Linked DNA regions of Homo sapiens: region 2 is linked to region 1. Evidence: read pairs that join two places in POLR2A ChIA-PET (ENCODE). Cell type or tissue: PC-3. All regions are shown on one strand. Each heading gives the region's core, and the rest is flanking DNA. Links, peaks and the distances in the headings are about the cores only. Region 1 overlaps SLC45A1 (solute carrier family 45 member 1). Region 2 has its middle 8.6 kb from the start of LINC01714.

Region 1 (2,903 bases), core at 115-2,614:
TGAAGCCCCTTCTCTACTAAAAATACAAAAAATTAGCCGGGCGTGGTGGCGGGCGCCTGTAGTCCCAGCTACTCTGGAGGCTGAGGCAGAAGAATGGCGTGAACCCGGGAGGCGGAGCTTGCAGTGAGCTGAGATCGTGCCACTGCACTCCAGCCTGGGCGACAGAGTGAGACTCCGTCTCAAATAAATACATACATACATAAATAAAGTGCCTTAAATTTTTGTTGATATTTTGCTCAGCATAGACTTTTACCGGCTGTATTGAAATATGCACCATCTAACAGTGTGTGATGTGCACCGTTCGGCGGTTTCAGCACACGCAGAGTTGTACAACCATCACCACCATCAATTTCAGAACAGTTTTGTCACCCCAGGAAGAAACCCGTCAGCCATCACCCCTCTGACCCTCCCACTCTCCCAGGCCTAGGTGACCGCTAACCTTCTTCCTGTCCCCATGGACTTGCCTATTTGGGACGTCTCCTGTGATGGAGTCAGGCAGTCTGCGGCCTCTCGTGTCTGGCATCTGCAGTGCAGCTGTGGGCTTCGAGCTCCATCTGTGCTGTTTCCTGGGTCAGCGCCTCCTTCCCTTTTATGGTCACATAATGTTCCCACCATAATTTTCCTTTGCAGTGACTTTGAAATCTTAAAATGCTGCATTGAAATATTACCTGGACAGTCTGGGCAACATAGTCAGACCCCATCTCTAAAAAAATAAAATTAAAAATTAGCCAGGTGTGGTGGCATGCACCGGTAGTTCCAGCTACTCGGGAGGCTGAGGTGGGAGGATCACTTGAGCCCAGGAGGCTGAGGCTGCAGTGGGCTGAGATTGTGCCACTGCACTCCAGCCTGGGCAACAGAGCAAGACCCTGTCTCAAAAAAAAAAAAAAGAAAAGAGAAAAGAAAGAAAGAAAAGAAATGTGACCTGGATTACTGAGTTTCTCTCTCTCCCTTTTAATCTCATGCCTCAGTTGCCTCCCCCAGGCCTGGGCCTGATTTGTTTTAGGGAGTTTGGAGTCTGACAAGTTCAGCTGGGCTGGCCCTGAGCACAGCCCTTCTGATGGGGGGAAGCCGCAGGGGAGGCCCAGGCTCCCAGGTCACAGCAATGCCCACTCACGCAGCACCTTGCAGGCCGGCTGGTGCTGGGGGAGCCCAGTGAGGGAAAGCCATGCCACCGCTCCCCACCGTCACTCTGCACAGACCACACTCTCAGCCACTGTCCCCCAGCATGGCATGCAGGGGAGGGAGAGTGAGTGACGTGCCCAAGCTGGAGGCCACGAGGACCTTGGAGCCTCGGACAGAGGACCAGCGGCTGTCATGTGCAGAGGACTTTGGGGGTGTAGGGCAGGTCCCATCCTGGATGAAGGTGAAGGAGGGGATGGCAGGAGTGGAGCGGTCGCCTGGCTGGGCAGATTGGTTTTCTTTGGGTGAGAGGATGGGGAAGAGCTCAAGTGCTGAGCGGGGAAAGTGTCTCCCGCCACCTCGGCCCGTGGGAGCTCAGCCCTCTGCCCCATTAGTCATGGATTCTTTTCATTGTCGTCATCTCTCCGAACACAAATATTGTTAAACTCTTGGCTGAACTCCCTGTGCATGTTGGCGCTGAAAAATGTGAGGCCGCTGTGTGTGGGCCGCTCGGGCCTCCTGGGCTCGCAGGACACACCGAGCTCGGTCACCCCGTGCTGGCCGCGGCGTGTCTCGCTGACACGTTTCTTCCTCTGGGTCAGTTTGCAGGGTCCAGTGCGGACGGCACCCGGCGGGGCATGGGCGTGGACATCTCTCTGCTGAGCTGCCAGTACTTCCTGGCTCAGATTCTGGTCTCCCTGGTCCTGGGGCCCCTGACCTCGGCCGTGGGCAGTGCCAACGGGGTGATGTACTTCTCCAGCCTCGTGTCCTTCCTGGGCTGCCTGTACTCCTCCCTGTTTGTCATTTATGAAATTCCTCCCAGCGACGCTGCAGACGAGGAGCACCGGCCCCTCCTGCTGAACGTCTGACATCGCGGAGCCTCGACTCCGGACACGCGCCTGCACCTGGGGGTCTGGAGCAGGCCGACCAGTGAGGACCAAAGGGCCTTGTTGGACAGGGGGACTGGCTGCCTACTGGAATGTAAATATGTGATAAAATAATAAATGACAGCGGCAAAGCCTATGGTTTCTAGGCATTGCTCTCTGGTGGCTGAGAGGTCCCCATGGGATTGAGTTACCCTCCTGAGGACTCGGGCAGGGGAGGTTTGTAAGAATCTTTTTTTGAAAGTAAAGGTGTAATTCAATGGTTCTCAACCAGGGGCAATTTTGCCACCCCACCCCCACCCCCAGGAAGACATCTGGCAAAGTCTGGAGATAGCTTTGGTTGTCACAACTCGGGGATGCTGTAAACCTCCCACGGCACACAGGACCGCCCCAACAGCAAGGAGCTAGCAAGACCCAGCTGTCAATTGTGCTGAGGTAGAGTGAGCCTGGTCTAACTGGACCATACATTCTGTACATTGCATCCCAGGGTAGAGTCACAGTATACAGGTCTTTTGGATCAGAAGGCCTCATATTCATTCACTTGTCCATTCATCCATTTATTCTCTCATCCATTCATTCATCTACCCATCCGCATATCCACCCATCCACATAACCATCCATCCACTCATCCAAATATCCTCCCATCCAAATATCCACTCATCTATATATCCATCCATCTACATACCCACCCATTCATCCGTCCACATAACCATCCGTCCACTCATCCAAATATCCACCCATCTGAATATCTACTCATCTATATATCCATCCATCCACATATCCACCCATCCACCCATCTAAATATCCACTTCTCCATATATCCATCCATCCATCCATCCATCCATCCATCCATCCATCCATCCACATCCAAATATCCACTTCTCCATATATCCATCCATC
Region 2 (2,903 bases), core at 247-2,746, 130 kb before region 1:
CTGTAAAACAACACAGAAAACAAGACCTGGAAGAATCCACCTCGCAGGGGCAGGCAGAGAGGAGCCCATGGAAGGGGAGAATCGGGGGAGATAGAGCAACAGAGACAGAGAGACAGAGACACAGACCGAGACAGGGGGACAGAGACCCAGAGACCAAGGGGCAGAAAGGCCATTGGGTTGGGCAGCTCAGAAGTCACTGGGGGTCCTTAAAAGTCTTTTTCTTTTGCTAACTGTGCCATGAATGTCCTTGTCCTCAGTAAAGACATGACCAAGTATTTAGAGATAGGAGACATGACCTCTGCAATTTACTTGCATAAATGGTTTAGAAAAAAATCCTTATCTATTTGGAGACAGTGATAAAGCCAGTGTGGCAAAATGCACCCCCGTGGAGAAACTAGGCCCAGGGTTTGTAGGAGTTCTTGGTCATATTCTTGCAATGTCTTTAAGTAAGTTTGAAATTATATAAACACAAAAATTCCTTTGCTTTAAAAAGAATACTTGGAGGATTTTGATGATGGTGGGTTAGCCAGCTTGGACAAAGCTTAGAGAGCAGTTTGACAGTGAAGGGAAGGAAAAGGAGGCAGTGATCCTTTTTTTTTTTCTTTCTTTCTTTCTTTCTTTTTTTTTTTTTTTTTTTTTTTGAGACTCCCAGGCTGGAGTGTAGTGGCTTTATCTCGGCTCACTGCAACCTCTGCCTCTCGGGTTCAAGCAACTCTCCTGTCTCAGCCTCCTGAGTAGCAGGGATCACAGGCGTGCACCACCACGCTTGGCTAATTTTTGTATTTTTGGTAGAGACGGGGTTTCACCACGTTGGCCAGGCTGGTCTGGAACGCATGACCTTGTGATCCGCTCGCCTTGGCTTCCCAAAGTGCTGGGATTATAGGCCTGAGCCACCGCGCCCAGCCTTTTCCTCTTTTTTTCTTTTTTCTTTTTATTTTTGAGACAGGGTCTTGCTCTGTCGCCTAGGCTGGAGTGCAGTGTCACAATCACAGCACGCTGCAGCCTCAACCTCCCGGGCTTAAGCAAGGACAGTCAGTGACTGATTCTAGCCCAGTTTCTCCATTAGATTCTTCTGCTTGTCAGTTGTACAGATTCCTGGGGCGCCCTCACCCCTACCCCAACACCACCACTCAGACCTTCGGAATCAGAGTCCGCAGGAATCTGAATTTTTATCCAGTGCCTTGGGTCATTCCTGTGACTCGTATGGGGAACAGGGAGGAGGAGAAGGTGCTCGTGCTCAGGCACACTTCAGGGCTGAAACAACTTTCCCAGAGATGAGGGCGAGGGGAGGGGACCGGAGAGCAGAGGGAGGCGAGGGAGCAGAAGGAGGAGCCCCCAGGTGGGAGGACGGGGGTCTGCCCAGCTCGGCCGGGGAGTGCAGTAGGGGGGCGTCCTCCCGACTAAGGGCAAAGGAGGTGACGGCGGGGACGCCCGCCCCGTGACGAGGAGGGCTCGGCCGAGCCGTCCCGGGGCGACAGGAAGCGGCCGCCCTTTGAAGGCCCAGCGGCGGCGCTGGGTCAGCCAGGCCAGCTTGTGGGGGAGCGGCCGCCCGCGCACGGCTGGGGCCGGGGCCAGGGCCGGAGGGCGCCGCAGGAAGGGGCCGGGGCCGGGGCGGCTTCTCTCCCCGCAGCCGGCGCCTCCACGCGGCGGTCAAGCTCGCGCGTGGGCTTTAGCAGTTTCGGGCGTGCACGTGCGCGGAGGCTCCTGCCTCTGCGGAGCTCGCGCCCTCAAGAGACTTCCAGGAGGGTTTGGAGCCCGGGTTTCTCTTTCCCCCAGCCCCGGAACCCGAGTCTGCTCCAAGTGCGCATCTGCGCGGCGGCCGACGGGGACGCAGCCCGGTGTCCCCGGCAGGACCCCGGAGCAACGTCTCCTGGAGCCTGTGCAGAAGCTGGGCTTGGCGAGGGAGGGGGTGCTTCCGGGGACACCCGCGCAGGGAAAAGGAGGATGCTAGTGACCCATCCTTTCTCGCCGTGCGCTTTAATTTCAACAAACCCTCCATTCCCCTTGTGTTCCCTTCTCCAGCTGCAAAATTAAAAGTATCCAGGGCCGGGAGCGATGGCTCCAGCCTGTAATCCCAGCACTTTGGGAAGCCGAGGCAGGAGGATCACTTGAGCCCAGTGGGTTGAGGCTGCAGTAAGCCATGATCATGCCATTGAACCCCAGCCTGGGTGACAGTGAGCCCCTGTCTCAAAATAAAATGGGAGACCTGGGGAAAGCGGATGTGGCTCAGGCCAGGGACTAGGGTGAGGCTGTGGGTGCAAAATTAAAGGAGGGGTGTCAAAAAAAAACTATTCAACATAAATAATATTTTAGTGCAGTGTTTTTAAAAATACAAATTAATGCAAACAAGTCATCATGAGCAAGAGATTTGTTTAAACCTAGATAAAGACAGGATCAGGTTATTTACTTTTTTACTTATTTATTTTTGAGACAGAGTCTCACTCTGTCGCCCAGGCTGGAGCACAGGAGTTGATAAATACCAGGCGCCCAACAAGCTCCGCTCCCGACTTCATGCAGGCCTTCCTGGGCCCCACAGGTAGCCTGGGGAGGACCGTGGCTGGTGGATGCTTTTCCATGATGGAGAGGCTTTTGCTTAGGAAATAGGTTTATCCTCAGAGTATGACTCGGACACCAGTTGCCTTGTCTTTGGAGGGAGAGGGAAGACCCACTCGGCTTGCCTCTGGGACTGGACCGGAGGCTGAGAGCCCAATCTTTGGGGTGGAGCCACATTTGGGGCTGCCACGACCTGGGGATGTAAAGGGAGTTAGACCACAAGGATTTGCATGCTTCACATGAAATGTGGCCCAGCCCCCGTCGGGGGAGCCCACCCAACTTCCATAAAGGAGGAAGGTACAGATCACTCCTGCAGCCTCCCTGTCCCCTGAGCCCCTGTCTAGCCATGT

The links. Peaks named below come from ENCODE experiments on the same cell type or tissue, not always from the same donor. Only the 100,000 strongest peaks of a DNase experiment are listed, where the experiment ranks them.
Region 2: POLR2A ChIA-PET joins it to region 1 with 28 read pairs; 6 of 35 experiments call an interaction of 5 or more read pairs at or near these places.

What each region holds. Positions count from the first base shown.
Region 1 is chr1:8,342,026-8,344,928 of GRCh38, forward strand. It overlaps SLC45A1 (solute carrier family 45 member 1), which reads left to right. Exons shown (of 9, transcript NM_001080397.3): 9 at 1,722-2,140. The coding sequence ends at 1,988. Among named protein-coding and RNA genes, the nearest start is that of SLC45A1, 25 kb to the left of the region's middle. RefSeq lists an enhancer at 851-1,591. In PC-3, for the core only: no CTCF peak of the experiment used is centred there; a DNase peak (open chromatin) is centred at 1,556; H3K4me3 peaks cover 638 bases; H3K27ac peaks cover 1,462 bases.
Region 2 is chr1:8,215,788-8,218,690 of GRCh38, forward strand. No RefSeq gene overlaps it. Among named protein-coding and RNA genes, the nearest start is that of LINC01714, 8.6 kb to the left of the region's middle. RefSeq lists an enhancer at 1,078-1,579. In PC-3, for the core only: no CTCF peak of the experiment used is centred there; no DNase peak of the experiment used is centred there.